2 separate regions of the Homo sapiens genome follow, and region 1 is linked to region 2. Evidence: chromatin loops called from intact Hi-C (ENCODE). Cell type or tissue: CD4-positive, alpha-beta T cell. All regions are shown on one strand. Each heading gives the region's core, and the rest is flanking DNA. Links, peaks and the distances in the headings are about the cores only.

Evidence for each region. A loop is a pair of places that touch in the nucleus more often than their neighbours do. Peaks named below come from ENCODE experiments on the same cell type or tissue, not always from the same donor. Only the 100,000 strongest peaks of a DNase experiment are listed, where the experiment ranks them.
Region 1: it touches region 2 in a loop (6-fold over the local background); 49 of 110 quality-filtered maps call a loop at or near these places.

Annotation. Positions count from the first base shown.
Region 1 is chr10:37,854,281-37,861,767 of GRCh38, reverse strand. It overlaps ZNF248 (zinc finger protein 248), which reads left to right and starts at 4,158. Exons shown (of 6, transcript NM_021045.3): 1 at 4,158-4,583; 2 at 5,236-5,333; 3 at 5,431-5,472. The coding sequence starts at 5,458. ZNF248-AS1 (ZNF248 antisense RNA 1) reads right to left here and starts at 4,019. Exons shown (of 2, transcript NR_186559.1): 1 at 3,267-4,019; 2 at 1,102-2,690. RefSeq lists silencers at 3,666-4,215, 3,912-4,288 and an enhancer at 4,606-4,665. In CD4-positive, alpha-beta T cell, for the core only: no CTCF peak of the experiment used is centred there; DNase peaks (open chromatin) are centred at 3,637, 4,097 and 4,727; H3K4me3 peaks cover 1,992 bases; H3K27ac peaks cover 1,461 bases.
Region 2 is chr10:38,090,834-38,098,320 of GRCh38, reverse strand. It overlaps ZNF37A (zinc finger protein 37A), which reads right to left and starts at 3,984. Exons shown (of 8, transcript NM_001324250.3): 1 at 3,831-3,984; 2 at 3,097-3,390; 3 at 2,692-2,783; 4 at 2,517-2,577; 5 at 1,689-1,747. The coding sequence starts at 1,703. It also overlaps the pseudogene FXYD6P2. RefSeq lists an enhancer at 3,841-4,030. In CD4-positive, alpha-beta T cell, for the core only: no CTCF peak of the experiment used is centred there; DNase peaks (open chromatin) are centred at 3,510 and 4,030; H3K4me3 peaks cover 1,885 bases; H3K27ac peaks cover 418 bases.

The DNA of each region.
Region 1 (7,487 bases), core at 1,958-5,957, 240 kb after region 2:
ACATGTCAGGACCTTCTGAGGCTGTGTCACAGGCCTGCATCCTCAACCTTGGCAAAACAAACTTTCTTTTTTTTTTTTAAGACAGAGTGTCAGGCTGGTCTTGAACTCCTGACCTCATGATCCACCCGCCTTGGCTTCCCAAAGTGCTGGGATTACAGGCGTGAGCCATAGCGCCCGGCCGCAAACAAACTTTCTAATAACTGAGACCTGTCTCAAGTTTTCAGAGTTCACACAACAAATCACCATTTGGAACACCACAGTAGTAATGGTTGCAGCCAAGATCCACCAATGATAACTAAAATCAGTAGAAAAGTAGAAATAGGGTATTTGCATAGTCTCAAAGAATCTCTCCCTGAATTTACTAATCAGTGTGGTAATTTAAAAATATAACCACAAATTTAAAATGGAGCTTATTTCCTTTCCCCTTGAGTGTGGGCTGGACATGTAGACCCACTTCTGTATATAGACTGGAAAGGGAAAAATAGGGAGAAACCTATCAGACACCACCTTAACCAAGTGTTAAAAGACAAATTTTAGAAAATTAAGTTTAGCCGAGTTCATTTCAGCAAAGAAAGATTCTTGAATCAGACAATACTCAGAACTAGAAGAGGTTCAGAGAATTCTATAAAGTGGGCAGGGAGTATTTACAGACAGAAAACAGAAGTGCTCTACAGAAACAGCTTGACTGGTTACAGCTCAACTTTGGCCTTATTTGGAAATGGTCTGATTAGTTGGCAGCCTGTAACTGGCTTTAGCTCAGCTTCTGTAACTGGCTGACTCAGCCAGCTATAAAAGTTTAACAAGCTATGCTTTGTTTGTTTACATACCAAGGTAGGTTGCAGTCCTTACATCGGCCCTAAAGGTAGGGAGGCAGCCTCAGGACAAATTTCAGTTAATTTAATACATGTAATCATGGTCAATTAACCAGTAAAAAGTCATGTTGATATCATGCCATCTGATATCACACTATGAGAAAGCCACAACCTGTTTGTGGGGTGCTTCCTAAAAACTCACAACCTCAGTCTAATCAGGAGAATGTTACCATGTGGGTTCTTCTTGGCTGCTGCCTAGAAAAAAGCCAATAAACTGAGAACGACAGGATTGCAGCAGAAAAAGAGTTTAATAATTGCAGGGTGGCCAAGCAAGTATAAGAGATAATTCTCAAATCTGCCTTCCTGAGAATTTGGAGGCTACAGTCTTTCAAGGATGAAAAACTTTGAACCTCTCTAGCCTCCTGCCCATCAGGAGGCTAGAGAATGGGGAATGGTGATTGGCTGGGTCAGGGATGAAATCATAGGGCTGTTGAAACTGTCTTCTTGTGTTGAATCGGTTCTTGAAGGGGGTCACAGGATCAACTGAGTCCATTTTTTGCTATGGGTTACTGGTCCCAGTGGCACCAGTTGGTCCATCAGAATGTAAAGTCTGAAAAATAACTCAAACACTAGTTTTAGGTTTTACAATAGTGACATTATCTATAGTGACAATTGGAGATGTTATAAATCTTGTGACCACTGGCTATGTGACTCTGGAGTAGTAAGCAGTTACAAAAAGGCAGATTATAAAAGCAAAAACTGGTTAGAGTTTATGCCTGCATCTTACAGAATTCAGGTTCCTACCAAAATTCTAAACTTGTGGACTTCCACTAGTTTTACAAAAACGGTTTTTGTCCCCAAACAAGGAGGGGGTTAGTTTCAGGAAGGGATCATTATCGTTCTTGTTTTAAAGTTAAACTATAGGCTGGGTGTGGTTGCTCATGCCTGTAATCCCAAGCACTTTGGGAAGCCAAGGTGGGAGGACTGAAGTCAAGAGAGCGTGCTTTCATCTTCATAGCAAGGTCATGAAAGACAAGGTAGGAGCAAGAAACTATTACAAACTGGCCAAGGCTAAGACATGACAAGTAAATGTACTGTGATACTGAGAGACAGGACTAGCTGGATTTCCTAGGCCGACTAAGAATCCCTAAGCTTAGCTGAGAAGTTGACTGCATCCACATTTAAACAAGGGGCTTGCACTTAGCTCACATCCGACCAATCAGGTAGTAAAGAGAACTAACTAAAATGCTAATTAGGCAAAAACAGTAGGTAAAGAAATAGCCAATCATCTATTGCCTAAGAGCACAGCGGGAGGGACAATGATCGGGATAGAAACCCAGGCATTGGAGCCGGCAACAGCTACCCACTTTGGGTCCCCTCCCTTTGCATGGGAGCTGTGTTTTCATTCTATTAAATCTTGCAACTGCACTCTCTTCTGGTCCGTGTTTGTTACGGCTTGAGCTGAGCTTTCGCTCGCTGTCCACCGCTGCTGTTTGCGGCCTTCGCAGACCCGCCGCTGACTTCCATCCCTCCGGATCTGGCAGGGTGTCCGCTGTGCTCCTGATCCAGCGAGGTGCCCATTGCTGCTCCCAAGTTGGGCTAAAGGCTTGCCATTGTTCCTGCACAGCTAAGTCCCAGGTTGGTCCTAATCGAGCTGAACACTAGTCACTGGGTTCCACAGTTCTCTTCCGTGACCCACGGCTTCTAATTGAGCTATAACACTCACCACATAGCCCAAAATTCCATTCCTTGTAATCCATGAGGCCAAGAACCCCAGGTCAGAGAACATGAGGCTTGCCCCCATCTCGGAAGCAGCCCACCACCATCTTGGGAGCTCTGGGAGCAAGGACCCCCGGTGACAATATCCTTGATTGGTTGCTGGAACAGAAAAAGGGCATTAGTGGAAGAACTGCTTAAGTCTGAATAAACTCTGCAGTTCAGTTAATAGTACTTGTACCTATGTTATTTTCTTAGTTTTGATAAATATACCATGGTCATGTAAAATACTAACACTAGTGGAATCTGGGTGAAAGGCATATAGGAACTATTTTGCAACTCTTCTGTAAATCTGAAATTATGAGCAAATGAAAAGTTTAAAAAAGTGGACAATGACCCAGGAGTTGATTTTTTAAATGAAAAGTTGTAACACACGCACATGCTCATAGTGTGCTGAAAATGCCAGATGTGCACGTAAAAGAATGTACGTGTAGTGTAGTTCTGGGTAAAGTATGGTTGGTTTTGGGAAATGAGTGCGTGCTTTCTTCTTCAAATTTGTTACTCAAACGGCTTTTTTTTTTTTAAACATATAAACAATTTTATGTTTGGGTCTTGAATTGCTAGCTTCTGTTTTTCCTTATTCCAGAGAATAACCATACTGGTCACAGATTTTAGTTTTCTCTTCCAGTCTTTCAGTTAAACGTTACCATGCATGATCGTGAATGAATTCAAGCACACCTTTCCTTCTCTTGGCTTGTGTCTAACAGGCACATTGATTTGATCCACAACCTCTGGGGACACTGACAGAATCCTGGTTCCAAGCAGGAGTGGGTAACTGAGACAGTAATCTCTCAACCCACTATACAAGGCTGTTTTGCAGGAGAGCCTTATGATGACCAGCATGATATATAATTGTGAGAAATATACTGAACAATTTATGTGTCAGACACCGGTTTAAATGCTTTTACAACGTAAGCGCCTCCAATTCTCATAAAACCCCTGCTAGGTAGGCACTATCAGCCTCATTTTACAACTGAGGGTTGCGGCCAGAGCTGACAGGCACCGTCTAGCGCCGCTTCCAAGCCCCGCATCGCATCCACCAGCCTAACTCGGGCGCTCGGCCTCTCCCTCTGCGCATGTGCATCCCCGCCTCCCGCTCCAGGCGAGTCCTTCCCTGGACTCCAGTCCCTTGTGGGAAACAATCCCTCGCCTCCGGAGGCGGCGAGGAGCGGCGGGTGAGCCCCGGAGCACTGGGCGAGGGCCAGGGGGTCCCCGCGCTGCCCTGAAGGCGGGCGGGCGGCGGCTAGACCTCGGCGGTGGGGAGGGACCCCTGGCGCCTGCGGCGACGGTGGGACGAGGGCGTCTCTGTCAGAAGGGGATGAGGTCTGGCGTGGGAACGCGAGTTCCGGGGCTCCCGGGGGTCCGTATGCGTCCAGTCCCTGCGCCTGGCGCTCAGCGAAGTCCTGTAGCACGGGGTAGGCAATGCGCACTGGCCCGAAGGGGAGGGAACTGGCTGCGGGGAGGGGACAGCACGCGCGTGCGTAGCGTGTGACGTTTGTTGTGCGCGTGCGCATGGCGTTTGATGTGTGCGTGTGCGCTTTTTGTGCCCTGAGCCCGCGGGGAGGAGGCGGGGCTGCGGGGGAGAGCGACTGCGCCAGGTCCGCGACAAATGAATTAGACACAATTATCCACGGGAGACTCGGTTTTCCTCTCTGTAAATTACGGATATTAGGAATACTTGCCGCCTGGGGTTGTTTTGAGCACTTTCATTGTTTAGGTGCTGTATTTATTGGGTGTGCGTTCCCTGGGAGAGCCCGAGGGAGACGGCTCCTGCACCGGCCCCAAGGGCCTCTCTGCCCGTGGAGTGCAGGAGCGAAGGGGCTGGCCTAGCTGACCACCAGGGCCCCTGCTGGCTCTGACCGCCCTCCTATCCCAAGTAATTATTTACACGTTTCGCGTTCGCTTATGTATTATGTGTAATCATGGCACAGTATCCTGAAGCCGTCGGAGTCTGTGTGCTGGTGCAAGGTCTGGGACAAATTTAAGAAGAGAGAGGTGAGCTGGAGCTGAGGGGTGGGCGCGCAGGCTAACAGGAACGTCACCTCTGGAGAGTCTGAGGGCAGGGACGGGTGAAAGGCTCACGGCCACAGCGAAAGAAATGCTGTTATCACCCCTCCGCGAACACCGGGCACATCCAGATGAGCTGCTGAGCTTCCTCCTCTCTTGGCCTGATATCCCCGCCGGATGGTAGTGCAGTCAGGTCATACTTGGGTTATCTGTTTTGACCTTATTTGAAAGATGGAAAAACAAAATTGAGTTTGAGGAGGTGAGTAGTTCAGATCTTGTCATTCCTTAGAGGCAGAACTGAGATTAGAAGTCAAGTCTGCAGTTTCCCGAGCCACTGCTGCCCATTTTGTTACTCTATATCACAGTTTCTCATTAAAAGATCCTTTTGAGGAATTGTTAGCAAGTTAGAACAAACATTTTTAAACTTGCATTTAACATCCTATCCCTTTTTTTAGAGGTCTTTTGCATTATCTAACCTCAGGGCATTAATGGTGTTAACAGGTAAACAGATAAACAATATGGCCTCAGTTTTTTTTTTTCCCTACAAGGAATTTTGACAAACCCATAGTGTTTTTTCCTTCAGATTACTGTTAACTTGTTAAACTCATCTTTTCATGTTTTTAATTTTTCTGTGTCACAGAACCTAAATTGGTAATAAATCAATAAGAAATATTTACATTCACTCAGTGAAAAGTGTCATGTCTGAGCTCAGCATATATCGGAGCCACACATGGACACGTAAGTATCTTGTGTGTGGACCTGTATAGGCAGGTGAATCTCCGAACTGCAAGGCCGGCGAAGGCTCTCCTGACATTCTTCCTTTCTAATCCTTCAGCTCTCCTTCCTCCACTAAGAGCGGAAAATGAACAAATCCCAGGTGAGATTCTTGTTTCTTTATTCCCAGTTTGTTTAAAAATGGATTTCTGAAGTTTATAAGGGTTTATGTTTTGAAAATGGAAAAATAGAAATAGGCAAAAATTGACATTAAGGGAAATAAAACTGAAGTAGCAAATCCAAAATAGTGCAGTTGGCAAATTAGATGCAGGATTTTTAATTTTGCAGAATTATCCAAGTTATTGTAATATTATCTCTAATTGTTCTAGTAACAATTCTGAAATAAATGCAGTAAATTGTCTATAAGTATTTCTTTGTAGAAACAAAGAACACAGTTACAGAGCAGAACTCAGTGCATATGCTTTTCAGGAGAACAAACGCTGAGGTTTGATGGTCCTGTTTGATCCAGGAATAAAACCTTGACGATGTGGAGGAATGGAGGGACTGCATGTCCTCAAAACAGTTTTCCCTAACTGTTTGTGTCAGCTCGTTCTTATTTCTAGGTTGAATCACTGACAGTTCCGACTTGTTTCTGTGTTTCTCATTTATGTTTCAATCTGATGAATGCAACCTTATTCCCTCACCTAAACTCACCTGAATCAGTTCTGGCAAAGGCCACCAAATCATAGTCAAGGCTAGTGCATGTTTTTGCCTTTGCATTACTTGCCTGGTCTGCTGCATATATTGTTAACCATGGTCTTTGTTTGGAGAGTCTCCTCTGTTGGTGTCTGTAATGCCACCCTCTGAGCTGTCCTTTCCTAACTTTGATTCCCTCCCTAGTCCTCATGAAGGCATCTTTTCTTTTTGCTCCAGGCATTGCTTATGCGTGCATTTCCATCCTTAGCCTACTTAGGTTCTTCTCGGTCTGTTTTTCCTGACTGGTTTCATTTTTTTTCCTTAATAAAGTGCTTTTGAATTAATAATACATTAATGTAATAATACATTACTTTTACTTTTTTAAAAGTATAAGTGATAACAAAAGATGTACATATATATTCACACTCCCTTCCTCTGTTCATGCAGTTTCTCCAGGTAGGGTGACATTTAATCATTAAAACCGAGACATTTTCACTGAGAGTGAAAGAGGTTCTATAAATAATTATGCTGAGACAACTGGCATATATTGGGACAGTCCCAGACTTACTGGAATGTATGGTCAACCTACCAAAGATGTCTATTTTTTTTCTAGTTTTTGGTTTACTTTGCCAGTGTTTCTTTATCCAGTTTAAAGAAAATATGTATGTATATTCTTATTTGCTTCCTCAGTTTACTTAAAAAGGAATCTGTTATCTCTAGGGCTTATCAAACTTATATGTGATTGTGCATTCCTGGCATCTTTTTAACATGCAGGTTCTGATTTAGTAGCTGTGGATGGGGTCCTTTATTCTGAAGTTCTGATAAACCTCCAGCTTAAGCTGATTCTGATGGTTGACTTACACACTATTTTCCATTATTCCTTTTTCACTTAACAGCATACAGATGTTTCTCTGACAGAACATGAATAGCATTTTCTCTCTTTGTCACAATTGCCTAGTAATTCAAGTCCATAGTTCATTAAACTACTTCCAGCTGTTTGCTATGACAAACCATGTGGTAATGAATAACCTTGTACATTTATAATTTTGTGTGTATATGTTTATATATTAGATGAATTCCCAGAACTTGATCAGCTTAGTGGGAATGCCTGTCCTAGAGATAGTATTATTTTGTTTTCCCATTGGCAATGCATGGGAATGCTTATTTCTTCACAGCTCCTCCCATAGAATATGTGGTTCAACTTTTGGATTTGGGGCAACCGATAGGTAAAAAGTGGTATTTCATATAGTTTGCATCTGCGATTTTCTTCACTGAGTGAGGTTGAATACGTTTTCGTGTGTCTAAGGGTGTCTTATATTTATTTTTCTATGAACTTAACTGTTAGTATCTTTTGCCTATTTTTCTTTTGGGTTGTCTGGTCTTTTTTCCCCCCCAGTGTCTTTTACCCTTGTGTATTATATGAGTTGCAAGCCATTATTTTTTGGTATATCATTTGTCTTTTGATAATTGTTCATGGTGTTT
Region 2 (7,487 bases), core at 1,927-5,926:
AGAACAACTGAGAGCATGTATTCTAACAAATATTTGTACATGAATGCTCATAGGAGCACTATTCACGATAGCGAAACACAGGATGACCCCCAATGTCCATCAACAGATGAATGGATAAACAAAAGTTGGTATATCCATATAATAGAATATTGTTCAGTCATAAAAAGGGACAAAGTACTGATATACAACTACAACATAAATGGGTCTTGAAAACATTATTCTAAGTGAGAGATCAGACACAAAAGGCTACAAATTGTATGATTCCATTTGTATGCCATATCTAAAACAGGCATATCTATAAAGACAGGAGATTATTGGTTGCTAGGGGCTGGAGCAGAGGGGAAAAAGGGAGCAACTGCTTATTAAGTTACAACACTGCTTATTAAGGGTACTATGTTTCCTTTTGGTGTGATGAAAATATTCCAGAAATAAATGGTGGTTATGGTGGTACAACATTGTGAACGTACTAAAGTCATTGAATTCTATACTTTAAAATGGCTTAATTGTGAATTTCATGTGATGTGTATTTTACCATAATTTTTTTTTTAGGTAGAATCTCTTGAAAGTTATTGCAAATATTCCAGTTCTGCCCAGTCTCTAGGGCTGTCACAAAGCCTGCCACATCCTAACAACCCATGATCACCCTAGCCTACCAGGACTGTTTCTTTAAACAACCATAAGTCCTAATGCTACACAATTCATGTGATTTTTTTTTTTTTTTTTTTTTTTTTTTTTTTGAGACAGAGTCTCACTCTGTCACCCAGGCTGGAGTGCAGTGGTGCAATCTCAATCTCGGCTCACTGCACCCTCCGCCTCCTGGGTTCAAGCGATTCTCCTGCCTCAGCCTCCTGACTAGCTGGGATTACAGGTGCACGCCAACATGCCAAGCTAATTTTTGTATTTTTAGTAGAGACGGGGTTTCACCATGTTGGTCAGGCTGGTCTCGGACTCCTGACCTCATGATCCACCCACCTCGCCCTCCCAAAGTGTTGGGATTATAGGCATGAGCCACCTAGCCCGGCCTATTTGAATTTTTTAATCACATACTTTCTCTTGATATCGCTTAAGTTTTCCCCTGGACTGCACATGAATTATTCACTTCGTTGTACTACTTTTTCATGTAACTGCAAGATTGTCATCAGAAGTTTCACAGTGTCACCTAATAAAGCCCATTGACAAACTGTTTTATGTTCCAGTTTCACAACTCTGTGAGATCACAAGATCTGCATTCACTTACATGACATTTTTGTTTTACTCTTCATCAACTCTTTATCAGAAATCAGCAAACATTTTCTGTAAAGGGTCTCACAGTAAATATTTTAGGCTTGTGGGCCATTACAGTCTCTGCTGCAACCAGTCAACTCTGCCCTCATAGTATGAAAGTACCAACAGACAACACATAAATACATGAGTATAGCTGAGTCCCAATAAAACTTTATATATAATGAAATCTGAATTTCATATAATTCTTGTTTTTTTTCCCTCAGCCACCTAAAAATATAAAAACCATCCTTCGTTTGTGGACCATAAAAAAACATGCGGCAGGCTGCATTTGACCCATGAAATGTAATGTGACCTCTCCTCTATATTTTCCCTGATGTTATTTCTACTTTCATATGAATGTATAGACATTTTTTAAACCTCAATAATTACTTTTAAGCAAAACGGTGAAAAAATAAACAACTTACCTGGGATGTGATCATCTTCCACTGGTGTTGGAAGAGCAGAGCAAACTGTGAGGGTGTAGCTGAGAAATAAGAAAAGATCATGAGTGATGTCACTTGCCTTAAAAGGTCCACTTCGCAGCCGGCAAAACATCTCTGAAAGGGAGATACTCACACGCCCATGCATGACTCTGGCATGATTATGTACTGCTTGGACTCATTAGTTTTCAAATGTAAAAACGTTTGTTTTCTACTGACTTAAAAACAATTTATGCTGTACTCTAACAGAGTATGCAAACCGATATATTAAACTAATTAAGCAAGTTAGGAAAAGCCAAAGAGTGGAACATAATACTTTCATTAAAACTGATGCTAAACAAAAATACTCAGGTTTTAATCTTTATTACAAACCAGAGAATCCCAACAAGGTTTTGAAAAAAGCGATGTGGTATTTTTCAGCCCAGTTTTTTTTGTTTGTTTGTTTGCTTTTTTGAGACAGAGTCCTGCCCTGTTTGTTGCCCAGGCTGGAGTGCGATGGCATGATCTCGACTCACCGCAACCTCCTGCCTCAGCCTCCCAAGTCGCTGGGACTACAGGTGCGCACCACCACACCCGGCTAATTTTTTGCATTTTTAGTAGAGACGGGGTTTCACCATGTTGGCCAGGCTGGTCTCGAACTCCTGACCTCTTGATCCACCCCCCTCAGCCTCCCAAAGTGCTGGGATTACTGGCGTGAACCACCGTGCCCAGCCCAGCCCAGTTTTTTTGGAAGGAAAACGAACTTGCTCTAACTTGATTTGAGGTTCTCAAAACAATCTTTGGATTTAAAAAAGCAAACTGATTTTTACTTACTCTGTTGTCAACGCAGCAAACACCCTCCTGAGTCCTCAAGCGACTCTGTCTGTTCTTGACTCTGCCACAACAAAATGTGTCAATGTCATCAGTAACTTAACACGTTAAGCTCGTTTCCTGTCCACCCCACCCCATCCCATCTTTTAAATAAAGCGTAAATAGATAACTTACAGACCTTTCTCGCGGCTGTACCTCTGATTCTGTAAGATCAAGATGGGGGCATCCGTACATCTCTAGTTGTGCTGCAGTGCGCCAGCAGCTCAGCATCTAGAACGAGCGAGTAACGAATCCAGGCATGGAGGGTGCTGTCCTCCACTTGGCTGCTAAGCTCTTCCCTCCGCATGATGCCTTCACAACTCCCCAAGAAGCGGTGCTGTCTGCTCCTTCGGCCTTGCCCTCTTCTGCCCCCACATCTGAATGGGCACAAAGCTCCCAGCCTGTGGGGGTCTGGAAAGGACACAAATCGAGCCTCTGCTCCTCCCACCCGTGCTCTAGATCTCTAGTGAGGTGTCAGCCCAACGGGTTGGGTGTCCTCCTAGGAGGGCCCCTGGGCCCTCGCCCCCCACCCTTCCCTTCTTACCCCACAACAGCTGCTTTGCTCCAAGACAGCTGGGCCTAAGCCCTTTGGTTCGAATCCTCATTCAAGACAGAAAGCTCCTACATCTTCCTGTCACTTGAGCCATGAGCTGGACCCTCTGAAAATGCCCACTGGTGCTAATGGGGACACAGGCGAGGCTGGACAGTGCCGGAGGGCCTGGGGTGCCTCCCTCCGCGTGCGCGGCCTCACAGGTCAGTGGAAACAAGAAATTCCCCAATCCACAGCCACGATGACTTCAAAATACTTCCCGAAGACATCAGGCAATGAAGCTGCGACCTGCGAGGACACAGCAAGCCGAGTGACGCTGGCCAGAGGCTGGGTGTGGAGTCCGCGCCTGCAGGGTCCCTCCCCGCCCCGCGGGCGCTTCCCCCCACCCCATTCGCCTCGGCATCGCAGTGACACCGCGGCGACGCCGACCACAGGTGGTTGTGAGGACAGCGAGATTCTGAGGGGAAAGAATGAGAGAAGCGCGCATCTATTGGGCAGAAGGCCCGTTTCTGCGCCGTCCTGCGGAGGCCTCCGGGCATCCTTCACCTCAGGGAAGAGAAAATCCAACCTCACTTGTCACAGGCGCGGGACTTGCGCATTCCCTTTGGGAGCACAAGAACCGAGGCAGGATTCGGACCCAGGCCAGGCGGCAAAGGCGTTCCCTCTCTCCCACCCCCAGGCCGCGCGGAACCCCCAGTCCACCCTCGCCCCTGCCCTCCCTTACTCACCCTCCGCGTCCTCTACCCGGACGCCAGGAGATGCCGGGAGCCCTCCCCGTCAGAGTGCCGGGGAGAAAAACAAACCTGGAGCCATATGGCAGACATGCCCAGAAGGCCCGAAGCGGCTCCCGCGACGGGGGCCGAAAAGTGCACACTACATCTCCCACAAGTCCTCGCGCCGCTCCCTTAGAAAGTGCACGCTTCATTTCCCACAAGCCCTCGCGCCGCTCCCTTAGAAAGTGCAGACTACATTTCCCACAAGCCCTCGCGCCACTCCTTTTGAAAGGGCATGAGGTTTCAGCCGCATTGGGCAGTTAGTTCCCAGATGCGGCAAGTGCAGTACTGCAGTTTTATTCGTTAGCTGAAATAAATTATGAGTATTTAAATTACACAGCTTTCTCATGAATTACATCCCCCTGATGATTTGGCCGTCCTCAACACTTCCTCATTTGGCAGAATTCACGAGTGGAATTTCTCCAGACGAGGTCGGTTCCTGTGGCCCCGCGACGCTGCCGCAGCACCACCTACACTTGCGCCAGTGTGGAGAGCTTCACTTGCTCCTTTCTGGTCCATTGGACGCTAACCGTGAGAAAACACGCTGGACATGAGCATTACCAGCCTGTAAGCTGTCGTAAAGATAACTCGGAATTGCTCTTCAAATTTTATTTGTTAAACCACGTAATACCATCTTGCATGGCAAACATGCATTTTCCATTCTTCAGGAGTATGCAGGATCTCTTGATCACGATAACTTTTTAAAGTTCACAGGCAGAGGTAATACAGGAGTGGAAAACCAAAAACCGTAGGTTCTCACTTATAAGTGGGAGCTAAGCTATGAGTACGCAGAGGCATACAGAGTGATATAATGGACTTTAGAGACTCAGAAGGGGCTGGTAGGAAGGAGGCCGGAGGTTAAAAAAACTACACATGGCCAGGCGCGGTGGCTCACGCCTGTAGTCTCAGCACTTTGGGAGGCGGAGGCGGGTGGATCACGAAGTCAGGAGTTCAAGACCAGCCTAGGTAACACGGTGAAACCCCGTCTCCACTAAAACTACAAAATTAGCTGGGCGTGGTGGCACACACCTGCAGTCCCAGCTATTTGGGAGGCTGAGGCAGGGGAATCCCTTGAACTCGAGAGGTGGAGGTTGTAGTGAGCTGAAATCGCGCCATTGCACTTCAGCTTGGGCAACAAGAGCAAAACTCCATCTCAAAAATGAAAAAAAAAAAACTATACATTAGGTACAGTGTACACTACTCAGGTGACAGGTGCACTAAAATCTCAGAATCCACCACTTTATAATTCATCCATAACCAAAAACCACTTGTACTCCAAAAGCTATTGAAGTTTAAGTTAAAATAAAAATAAAAAATAAATGTCCACTGACCAAAAAAGAAGCATTTTTCTCCATTTCTATTCCCTTCTTTACCACCACTGATGATAATCCCACTTGTTCCCATGCTGGAAAAGCATTTAGTACCATCCATGTAAAAGAATCAAATTATTCAAGGGTTGAGATGCATTTCAGAAGACAGTCATGGTAAGTACAACAATGATTATCACTTCGAGACACAATTTATTTTCCTGCTCATAATGTTTTTTTTTTTTTTTTTTTTTTTTGAGATGGAGTCTGGCTCTGTAACCCAGGCTGGAGTGCAGTGACATGATCTCGGCTCACCGCAACCTCCGCCTCCTGGGTTCAAGCGACTCTCCTGCCTCAGCGTCCCAAGTAGCTGGGACTACAGGCTTGTGCCACCACACCCGGCTAATTTTTGTAATTTTAGTAGAGATCGGGTTTCACTGTGTTGGCCAGGCTGGTCTCGAACTCCTGACCTCGTGATCCGCCCGCTTCGGCCTCCCAAAGTGCTGGGATTACAGGCATGAGCCACTGCACCCAGCCTAATGCTTTTGCATTTTAAGAAACAGTCTTGACACTTGTGAATATTCCATTATTTCTTTTTTTTTTTTTTTTTAGACTGGATCTCATTCTGTCACCTGGGCTGCAGTGCAGTGCCAAGACCTCGGGTCACTGCAACCTCCGCCTCCCAGATTCAAGTGATTCTCCTGCCTCAGCCTCCCCAGTAGCTGGGATTACAGGCACATGCCACCACGCCCAGCTAATTTTTCCTGTTTTTAGTAGAGACTAGGTTTCACCATATTGACCAGGCTGGTCTCAAACTCCTGACCTCAATTGATCCATCCGCCTCAGCCTGCCAAAGTGCTGAGATTACAGATGTGAGCCACCTCTCCTGCCCTCCATTATTTCTTTAATGCATTCAGGTTCCATTATGCCATGGATTATTTCAGTAACATTGTTTGCTCTTCTTTCAATTTGCATAATCCTATCCCTAAAGAGATTGAAAACTAGGGACATGCCACTCTTAGGCTCCTTGGGACTCGACACATCCTCCTGGGATCATCTCAGGAAGGGGACTGGCTGTGCAGGCACCATGGAGGTGGTGCTGATATTCCTATGCAGCCTGTTGGCCCTCATTGTCATGGCCAGTGCAGCTGAGTAGGAGAAGGAAATTGACCATTTTCATTATGACTAACAGACCCTGAGGATTCAGGGGTTGGTATGTGCTGTGGTCCTCTTCTCCGTTGGGATCTTCCTTATCCTAGGTTGCAGATGCAAGTGGAGTTTCAATCAGAAGCCCGGGACCCCAGGGGAGGAGGAAGCCCAGGTGGAGAACCTCATCACTGCAAATGCAGCAAAACTCCAGAAAGCAGAGAGCTGAATGAAGTGCAGCCCTCCAGTGGGAAGCCTCCGGAACCTGAAGGCAGCTGCTTGAACTTTTAGATGCAAATATTGATGCTTAAGAAAACAGCCACTTCAGCAACAAATCTTTCCAGAAGAGAAGCCAAGAACTTTTTTGTCCTGCCATGCCCTTCCCTGTCCCCTCTAACACCATTCCTCCACCTGATGATCCAACTAATCTCTTGCCTCACCACTGCAGCCTGCAGGCTCCTCCAACTCGTGTTATGTGTCTGTGTGTGTGTTTGCTGACTATAGTGTTCATGGCTACTTGTTCATGGTGATTATAGTTAGTGAACTGTGGACTCACTTTCCTGGGCAGGGGCTGAGCCATGTGGCCGTCTGCTCCTCTCTGCCCCCCATCACCTCTCACTCCTGGGAGTCTGCTTTTTTCCCTGGAGAGTCTAGCTCCTTCCCTTTAGAGCATGGGCAGGAGTCTCCAGCTGTCTTGGGACCTGGGAAGGTTTGCACCACTTTCCTCATCTTTCTTCATGGAGTCTCTTCACTTCTTTTACAAGAACCTCACTTCCTTATCCCACTCCAACCCGTCTGTTCTGAAGATCAGCAATTGGAGATACAAAGCAAAGCAAGGAGTTTGTGAGCCCGGCATTACCTTCAGGAGGCTACTATACCCTTCCATGGTTATTTTTCTCCCTGGGGAAGCCCCAGGGAGCCCCATCTGCCCTGCCTTTCACATAGCACCCAGGGATTCCAGGCCCAGGGCTGCTGCTTTTTTTCTTTTTCTTTATTCAGACAGAGTCCCACTGTGTCACCCAAGCCGGAATGCAGTGGCACGATCTCAGCTCATGGCAACATGGGTTCAAGGGATTCTCATGCCTGGGCCTCCCGAGTAGCTGGGACTATAGGCACGCACCACCATGCCCAGCTAATTTTTGTATTTTTAGTAGAGATG